Linked DNA regions of Homo sapiens: region 1 is linked to region 2. A link is an interaction called in ENCODE POLR2A ChIA-PET data of the cell type or tissue named here. Cell type or tissue: GM12878. All regions are shown on one strand. Region 1 has its middle 22 kb from the start of ATF7IP. Region 2 overlaps ATF7IP (activating transcription factor 7 interacting protein).

Region 1 (5,000 bases), 57 kb before region 2:
ATTCTAATTATGCAAATGTTAGTCCATTTGATATTGTTTCACATCTTATGAATATTCTGTTGTGTTTTTTCATTCATCCCTTTCTTCTCTTTGCATTTTAGTTTGAATAATTTCTATTGACCTATCTTCAAGTTTATTGATTCTTTGCTTACCTGTATTGACTCTAATTGATGAGCTCATTGAAGACATATTTTCATCTCTATTATTGTTTTTGTTTTTTGTTTTTTTTTTTGAGTTGGAGTCTCACTCTGTCACCCAGGCTGGAGTGTAGTGGAGCGATCTCAGCTCACTGCAACCTCTGCTCCCAGGGTTCTAGGAATTCTCCCACCTCAGCCTCTTGAGTAGCTGGGATTACAGGCACCCGCCACCACACCAGGCTAATTTTTTTTTTGTATTTGTAGTAGAGACAGGGTTTTGCCATGTTGGCCAGGCTGTTCTTGAACTCCTGACCTCAGGTGATCCACCCTCAGCCTTCCAAAGTGCTGGGATCACAGGCATAAGCCATCGTGCCCAGCCTCTATTACTGATTTTTCTTTGTTGTTGGTTTTTTTTTTTTTTTTTTGAGACGGAGTCTCACTCTGTCACCCAGGCTGGAGTACAGTGGCACGATCTTGGCTCACTGAAACCTCCACCTCCCGGGTTCACACCATTCTCTTGCCTCAGCCTCCCAAGTGGCTGGGACTAAGGCACCTGCCACCATGCCCGGCTAATTTTTTGTATTTTTAGTAGAGACAGGGTTTCACTGTGTTAGCCAGGATGGTCTCGATCTCCTGACCTCGTGATCTGCCTGCCTTGGCCTCCGAAAGTGCTGGGATTACAGGCGTGAGCCACCACACCTGGCCTGTTCCTTCCCCTTTCTAAAACTACAGAATATATAGTTCAGTGTTTTATAATACATATAAACTATTATTAGGCCTGGTGCGGTGGTTCACGCCTTTAAACCCAGCACTTTGGAAGGCCAAAGTGGGTGGATCACTTGAGGTCATGATTTTGAGACTGGCCTGGTCAAGATGGTGAAACCCTGTCTCTACTAAAAATACAAAATTAGGCCGAGCGTGGTGGCTTGTGTCTGTAATTCCAGCACTTTGGGAGGCCAAGGCGGGCGGATCACGAGTCAGGAGTTCGAGACCAGCCTGGCCAATATGGTGAAACCCTGTCCCTAGTGAAAATACAAAAATTAACCAGGGGTGGTGGTGCGTGCCTGTAATCCCAGCTACTCGGGAGGCTGAGGCAGAGGAATCGCTTGAACCTGGGAGGCAGAGGTTGCAGTGAGCTGAGATCGCGCTACTTGCACTCCAGCCTGTGCGACAGAGTGAGACTCTGTTTCAAAAACAAACAAACAAACAAAAAAAACAAAAAAATCCCCACAAAAATTAGCCAGGCATGGTGGTGTGTGCCTGTAATCCCAGTTTCTCTGGAGGCCGAGGCAGAAGAATCGCTTGAACCTCGGAGGCAGAGGTTGCAGTGAGCTGAGATCACACTACTTGCACTCCAGCCTGGGCGACAGAGTGAGACTCTGTTTCAAAAACAAACAAACAAACAAACAAAAAAACAAAAAAAAAAACCCCACAAAAATTAGCCAGGCATGGTGGTGTGTGCCTGTAATCCCAGTTTCTCAGGAGGCCAAGGCAGGAGAACTGCTTGAACCTGGGAGGCGGAGGTTGCAGTAAGCCAAGCCACCGCACTCCAGTCTGGGAGACAGAGCAAGACTCCATCTCAAAACAAACCTCAAAAAACTATATAATATAGTATATATTTAAATATATATTTCAAATACATACAAAATATATGATATAATTCATATGAATTTTACATATATAATATATAATATTATCCTTCAGCATCCTAGTAAACCTTGTTCTTTTTCTGCAGTTTGTTCCTTTCTTCCCCCAAAAACAAATATGGATCTTCCTTTCTTGAAAAAAATAACAATTTGGGTCTTGTAGATTACAGCTTTCTATCTAATGTACCAAGGTATAATGATGTGGGCAGGTTCACTGATGTGACATGTATGGGTTACAGATATCCAGATACACTGACCCTCTTAACTATCATTGCCATCATGGGCAGCTGGAGGCAGCCGAAGCCCCAATCATCTTAGTTCTCCCCAGGCCTTGAGCAGGCATTTTTATTTACCACAGTATCCCACACAAAAGCAGTATTGTCAATTTTCAATTTCTACTACAACTGAAAATACTAAAATTTTACAAAGATGAATTAAAAATATTGATATTGGGAGTTAATTTAATTTTCCAAAAGTTGTGTTTTCAAAACACATTGGATGAGAGCTGTGATATGCAAATTATGCAGAATGCTTTCATGCCATTTTGACACAGATCTTTTATTGAGGCCATTTAGTGCTGTGACTATTTGGACTCTACAATTTTACTCCAGGTATTTTATACTCTAATCAATTATTTCATATTCTTCAGCTCAATACACAGCAGTTAAGCAGGAACACTGCTTAACATTTGTAAAAGAAAAGAATTATAAACAATCTAAGAAATTCCTCCAACAAAGGGGATGTCTGCTACATACATTATTTAATACAATTCTGTTACTTGGCTACATTTTTTTTTTAATTTGTATTTTAAGTTCAGGGGTACATGTGCAGATGTGCAGGTCGTTCCACAGGTAAATGTGTGTCATGGGGGGTTATTGCACAGATTATTTCATCACCCTGGTATTAAGCCTTGTACCCATTTTAGTTATTTTTCCTGGTCCTCTCCCTCCTCCCACTCTTCACCCGCTGATAGGCCCCAGTGTGTGTTGTTCCCCTCCATGTGTCCACGTGTTCTTATCATTCAGCTCACACTTATAAGTGAGAACATGTGGTATTTGGTTTTCTGTTTCTGCATTAGTTTGCTAAAGATAATGGCCTCCAGCTCCATCCATGTCCCTGTGAAGGAAATGATCTCATTCTTTTTTATGGCTGCATAGTATTCCATGGTGTATATGTACCACATTTTCTTTATTCAGTCTATCATTGATGGACATTTGGGTGGGTTCCATGTCTTTGCTATTGTGAATTGTGCTGCAATTAAATATACATGCATGTGTCTTTATAATAGAATGACTTCTATTCCTTTGGGTGTATACCCAGTAATGGAATTGCTGGGTCAAGTGGTATTTCTGTCTCTAGGTCTTTGAGGAATTGCTACGCTGTCTTCCACAATGGTTGAACTAATTTACACTCCTATCAATAGTGTATAAGCATTCCTTTTTCTCTACAACCTCACCAGCATCTATTATTTTTTGACTTTTTAATAATGGACATTCTGACTGGTGTGAAATGGTATCTCATTGTGGTTTTGATTTGCATTTCTCTAATGATTAGTGATGTTGAGATTGTTTTCTTGTTGGCTGCATGTATGTCTTCTTTTGAGAAGTGTCTGTTCATGTCCTTTGCCCACTTTTTAATGGAGTTGTTTTCTCTTGTAAATTTGTTTAAGTTCTGTATAAATGCTGGATATTATACTTTGTCAGATGCATAGTTTGCAAAATTTTTCTCCCATTCTGTAGGTTGTCTGTTTACTCTGTTGATAGTTTCTTTTGCTGTGCAGAGGCTCTTTAGTTTAATTAGATTCCACTTGTCAATTTTTGCTTTTGTTGCAATTGCTTTTGGTGTCTTTGTCATGAAATCTTTGTCCGTGCCTTTGTCCTGAATGGTATTTCCTAGGTTGTCTACCAGGGTTTTTACAGTTTTTACAGTTTTAGACTTAGGTTCTACACTTAAGTCTTTAATCCATCTTGGTTAATTTTTGTATATGGTGTAAGGAAGGGGACCAGTTTCAATTTTCTGTATATGGCTATTGGTACTTCTAAATGACATGCATATATCACTATCTCTATATTCACCATTTACTTATTATAGTAGCTTACTGATATGGTAGAATAGAATTCATCTCACTTATGCCCTTTTCCCTCTGCCCATTCTTCCAAACTATCCTTCTCTTTATTCTCCAAATAGATCTCTCTCATAAATCATTATGAAGTCAACATTCAGTATTTACATTATTAAAACCAGGTAAATATTATTTGCTCTTGAGCCAAATACTGTTCATGCTATTAGGGCCAGGAAAATATTATTTGCTGCTAACTCAAATAGTGCCCTATGATTATATTTTCTTTCTTCAGTAACTTTAATTTTCCTACAGGTAATTGGTTTATTTTTCATTAGTTTGTTGTTCTTTTCAAGAGAATTTCCTTCTTAAATCCTTAAACATCCTCTAAAAATGGCTTTTCACATGGCCCAATATATCAGATAACCTAGTATTTCCATTATTTCCCTCTGGAGATGCCTCTCGAGCACCTTGTGTTGCTCTCTGATCAGGATTTGTTCTTTTCCTTTGTATTTATTTTTTTATTTTTTTATTTTTATTTTTTGGGACGGAGTCTCACTCTGTCACCCAGGCTGGAGTGCAGTGGCGCTATCTTGGCTCACTGCGGGCTCCGCATCCCGAGTTCATGCCATTCTCCTGCCTCAGCCTCCCGAGTAGCTAGGACTACAGGCGCCCGCCACCATGCCCGGCTAATTTTCTGTGTTTTTAGTAGAGACGGGGTTTCACTGTGTTAGCCAGGATGGTCTCGATCTCCTGACCTCGTGATCCGCCCGCCTCAGCCTCCCAAAGTGCTGGGATTACAGGCGTGAGCCACCATGCCCGGCCTCCTTTGTATTTATTCTTAGAATTTTCTTCATCTCTCAATTGTATTGGGATCTCTTTTCTGAAACTCATTTTCTTCTTTTTGGTTTATGTTGTCACTTTTTGTAGATGGTATCCTTGATTAAGATTTCTGCAAAATTGTATATGAGAGGTAAATTTTTAAGATTTAGCAGATCTGAAAATGTCTGTATTCTAGCTTTATGTTTGTATATATATTTAGAGACAGAGTCTTGCTCTGTTGCCCAGGTTGGAGTGGAGCGGTGCAATCTTAGCTCACTGTAGCCTCAAACCCCTAGGCTGAAGCAATCCCCCTGCGTTGGCTTCCCAAAGTACTGG
Region 2 (5,000 bases):
TTAATAGTGTTTTTAAAGAACTGGCTTTTGGTTCCTTAATTGCTTGCTCATTTGTTTTCTTTCATAATTTTCTGCTTTTATTGTAATTCCATGCTTTGGGATTATACCTTTTTGCCTTTATTAATGTTTTTGAGTTTGTGTTTTTTGTTAATATATGCATTTAAGGCTATCAGTTTTAATCTGAATATCATTTTAGCTGATTTCCCTAGGTTGTATTCTTTTAATACTTCGTTGGTATTTTATCACTGATTTCCTCCTACATCTAAAAGTTTTTTTTTTTATTTATAAGGAGATAATTTTTCTGTCATCTTGTTGGTATATTTATTACATTATGACTACAGAATATAGCCTTGTGGTTTTTTTTTTTTGTCTTTGAGTTTGTTAAGATTTTCTTGTCGCCATACACATGGTCAATATTGATGTACATTGGCTGTATTTGTGAAAAAAATTATATTTTGGGTTTATTGGGTATACAGTTCTATTTATTTTTGTTATTCTGACATGCTAATGGGTTGTTCATTGCTTATTACTTTTGTGTTCTTCATCCATAGATTTATTTCTGATTGTGAATTTATTAGTTTTTTCCTGAATTATTTAAACTTGTTTTATCAATAGGACATATCTCTTTTTTTTGTTCTATTACTTGATTTTCAACTTGAATTCTTTTTTATATGTCATATATAGGTTTTATATGTATACCTACCCTTTTTTGTGGTACTATTTGCCTAGCGTATCATTTTCTATCCTTCTGTTTCAACCTTTCTATGCTGTTACTCTAAGGTATGTCTCGTTTATAGTGCATAGCTAATGATATTTTTGTTGTTTTACACGCTTGAAACCCATCAGGTTTTTCCCTGATTGATAATTTTCTTTATTTTTGCCCCATATTCTGCAACCTGTTAGTTAACTTACACATTGCAATTATCTGGATAAATAACATATTTATTTTAAAGATGATTGATCCTCAGTTATTTCAGCCTGCTCAAGAGTTTTACTTGTTTTTTGGAGCTTTGCTAATTTCCTTATCTGAATTTCTTCATAGGTTCTTCTGCTGTCTGGTCTTGTACTTATATTTATATATAATCATTTTAGCAAAGGTCTGCATTCTCTGTCTTTGCTCAGAAGTAATATATTTATTTCCTCACTCTTGCTGACTGCTAGCTTTGCTAGCTGTAGAATTCCACAGTGAAAATAACTTTTCCCATGAATTTTGAGGATATTGTTTTTTTTTTAGCTTTCAGTATTGCTGATGACAAGTCTGATGCCAGTTTAATTCTTTCTCTTCTGTAGTTAAATGATATTCTAAGTTATTAATATTTCCCTATAATGATTTTCTGAAATCTTATTGCAGTATGCCTAGGTGTCAAAAAATTTTATTTTGCTTATTTTAATTTAGTTTGTTTTGGGATTCAATAGACCTTTATTATTGGAAAACTTGTATATTTTTTCAGCTTTGCTGATTTTTTTTAATTTTCTTATTTTTTCCCTCCTTTTTTTCTTGTTTCTTTTTTTTTAGAAACTTGACTTAATTGAAAGTTGTTGCTTCTGGGTATATTTCTTATGTGTTTGTTTGTTCTTGTGAGTGTAATATCTTCTCATACACTTAGAGGATTTTTTAATATACTATTTTAAAATGTCTTCTGTTTATTCTCCTACTAATTAGCTAGTGTTTTTTGTGGGATTTGGCACCTGACCTTTTGTTTGAATTCTTGAATGTATTCATTTTTGTATTTGAGATTTCCTGTTTTACTTTGGCTGGATGCTGATGGTTCAGGTGATTGTGAGTGGTGGGGAAGTGGTACTTGCTACACATGGGATATGCTGATAATTTGTCTTTGGGATGGTAGCCTCCATGTCTCTCCGGGGACATAGTGTCTATATAAGTTACTACCCTAGCTGCATTCACAAATGTGACTGCTGCCCTGGTTTAGCACTAGCATGGAAGAGAGAATGTCTGATGAACTTAACTGTTCAAATACCAATTACATGAGTGAATTTTCATGTGATGATTCACACTGGCGTATCAGGTCTAAATTGAAAGTCTGTATTTGTATCGCCTTGTCTCTGTGTAAGTGAGGTACTTTTAACTAGTTTGACATTTATCCTTTTAGTCTTTAAAATATCACTTGCATGCCTGTATACATGTTTAGATTTTTGTGTGTTTTAAAATATAATGGCATAAAACAGGAAACATTTATTGACTGCTTACAGTATCTAAGTACTTTCTATTTATTATGTCATTTAATTCCCATAACATTTCCATGAAGACAGACTTTGTTATTTCAGTTTCATAGATGATTTTACTGAGGTAAGGAGAAGATATATATTTTAGATAGATAACCAGGAAATTAATAGGATTAATATTTAAAAAGGTATGTCTGGTCCTGGTATTTGCACTATTAATTGCAAGAGTTCTGCTTTTTTGGTGTGCTTGATAATATTTCTCAGAGATTTTTTTTTTAATTCCTGGGATATTAAGGGCTTTTGTTTTTGTATTTTCTATGACAGTGCAGCACTAGGCATCCTGATATATTCCTTTGTAAAACATGTTGATACATTGTTAGATAGATACCTTAAAGGTCCTTTGCTGTGTCAAAATGATGCACAATTCCTGCTTGTTTGTCCTTAAAAATGGATGTGACAGTTAACTCTTCTGCTCATGGTACATAAGACCACTCATTTCTGTATATTAATGCTAACCACAAGTAGTTGCCAATCTGATGTTTAAAAATGTATTTTCTCTTTCTGTTTTGTCTTTTTTTGATGATTAGGTTGAATGCCTTTTCTTGTATATGTTGTTTTATGAATTGCCTGCTCACGTTTCTGTATTTTTTTTCCAACTGTTTGTCCTTTTCATTCACTAATAGATTTTCTTTTTTATTCTGAATACTAATCCTATATCACTATGCCATTTTTTCAAGTATTTCTCCTAACTTGTGGTTACTTGTAGTACTTTCTGTGCCTTTGAATATTTATATTATTTTATGTCTAGTGTCTTTGCTATTATGCTTAACTGCTATTTTGATAGATTTTCCACTATTTATTTCAAAATCCATTTCTTCCTTATTTGTTACGTTTTGTTTTGTTTTTGTTTGAGACAGAGTCTTGCTCTTGTCACCCAGGTTGGAATATAGTCGTGTGATCTCGGCTCACTGCAACCTCCGCCTCCTGGGGTTCAAGTGATTCTCCTGCCTCAGCTTCCTGAGTAGCTGGGATTACAGGTGTCTGCCACCACGCCCGGCTAATTTTTGTAATTTTAATAGAGATGGGATTTCACCATGTTGGCCAGGCAGGTCTTAAACTCCTGAGCTCAGGTGATCCGCCTGCCTTGGCCTCCCAAACTGCTGGGATTAGTGGCGTGAGCCATCGTGCCTGGCCTTTCTTTCTTGTTTGTGATGCTTCTCTGTCATAGTTACCTTTTTTATTGTTTGTGTCTGTCTTTTGGATGATTATTCTGTTGTACTCTTTTTTTTTTTGTACTTAAGATAATAATGCTTTGTTATATGCTGTCACATCTGAGAGGGCAAACATTTTTCATTACTTTTGGTTTTCAATTTTTTCCCTGTTTTTAGCATTGTTTCACTTAGAGATTAAGCTTTTTTTTTTTTTTTTTTTTTGATATGGAATCTCGCTGTGTCGCTCAGGCTGGAGTGCGATGGCGCTGGGCTCACTGCAGTCTCCACCTCCTGGGTTCAAGCAGTTCTCCTGCCTCAGCCTCCCGAGTAGCTGGGGTTACAGGCATCCACCACCATGCCTGGCTAATTTTTGTATTTTTAGTAGAGACGGGGTTTTACCTTGTTGTCCAGGCTGGTCTCTAACTCCTGACCTCGTGATGCGCTTGCCTCGGCCTCCAAAAGTGCTGGGATTACAGGCGTGAGCCACCGCGCCTGGCCTCAGAGTAAGTTTTAAAAGCTAGTCATGCTACAAAATATCTAGGTGGAATTTTCTTTTTTTTTTCTTTCTTTCTGTCTGTCTTTCTCTCTCTCTTTTTCTTTTCTTTTCTTCTTTCTTTTTTTTTTTTTTTTTTGAGATAGGGTCTCGTTCTGTAGCCCGGACTGGAGTGCAGTGGCATGATTATAGTTCACTGCAGCCTTAACTTCTGGGGCTCAAGTGATTCTCCCACCACAGCCTCCCAGGGAGCTGGGGCCAGAGACACATGTCACTATACCTGGCTAATTTTTAAATTTGTTGTTGAGATGGGGTCTCGCTGTGTTGCCCAGACTGGTCTTGAATTCCTGGGCTCAAGCAATCCTCTTGTCCCAGCTTTCCAAAGTGTTGGGATTATAGGCATAAGCCACCATGCCTGGCTATAGTTACTTTTAAAAATTCCCCTTTTTTTTCTTTAGTCACCTCCCTGACAATACTTCTAATAAATTTTATCCAGGAAGAATTGATTTTTTTTTTACATTGAGTCTTAGCTCTAATATTTCATAAGACAGTTCTAATATGTCATGTAAGTGTTTCTAGATACATTTTTCTTGCCATTCTGATTTTTTTTTTTTTTTTTTGAGACAAAGTCTCCCTCTGTCACCCTGGCTGAAGTGAAGTGGTGCGGTGTTGGCTCACTACAACCTCTGCCTCCTGGGTTCAAGCGATTCTCCTGCCTCGCTTCCTGAGTAGCTGGGATTCTATCATGCCTGGCTAATGTTTTGTATTTTTAGTAGAGACGGAGTTTCTCCATGTTGTCCAGGCTGGTCTTGAACTTCTGAGCTTAGGTGATCCACCCACCTCACCCTTCCAAAGTACTAGGATTACAGTCATGAGCCACAGCTCCTGGCCTGAATGTTTTCTTTATTGTATGTTCTGACTCCTGTTTGAGCTTTTACTGCTTTGCTCAGGATTTTCACAACGTATTGGATATAGTATGCATACCCTTTGTTTTGTGTTTAAGAGAAATGTCTGTGGTGTTTTATTACTATGGTGTTTTTTTGTGTTTAAGAGAAATATCTGTGGTATATTATTATGGAATTTCTTGTTAGTTTGAAGTGATCTTTATCAGC

Evidence for each region. ChIA-PET counts read pairs that join two places held together with the same protein. Peaks named below come from ENCODE experiments on the same cell type or tissue, not always from the same donor. Only the 100,000 strongest peaks of a DNase experiment are listed, where the experiment ranks them.
Region 1: POLR2A ChIA-PET joins it to region 2 with 6 read pairs; 5 of 35 experiments call an interaction of 5 or more read pairs at or near these places.

Annotation. Positions count from the first base shown.
Region 1 is chr12:14,340,866-14,345,865 of GRCh38, forward strand. No RefSeq gene overlaps it. Among named protein-coding and RNA genes, the nearest start is that of ATF7IP, 22 kb to the right of the region's middle. In GM12878, no CTCF peak of the experiment used is centred here; no DNase peak of the experiment used is centred here.
Region 2 is chr12:14,398,119-14,403,118 of GRCh38, forward strand. The region is part of intron 1 of ATF7IP (activating transcription factor 7 interacting protein); the gene reads left to right. Among named protein-coding and RNA genes, the nearest start is that of ATF7IP, 35 kb to the left of the region's middle. In GM12878, no CTCF peak of the experiment used is centred here; no DNase peak of the experiment used is centred here; H3K4me3 peaks cover 1,010 bases; H3K27ac peaks cover 866 bases.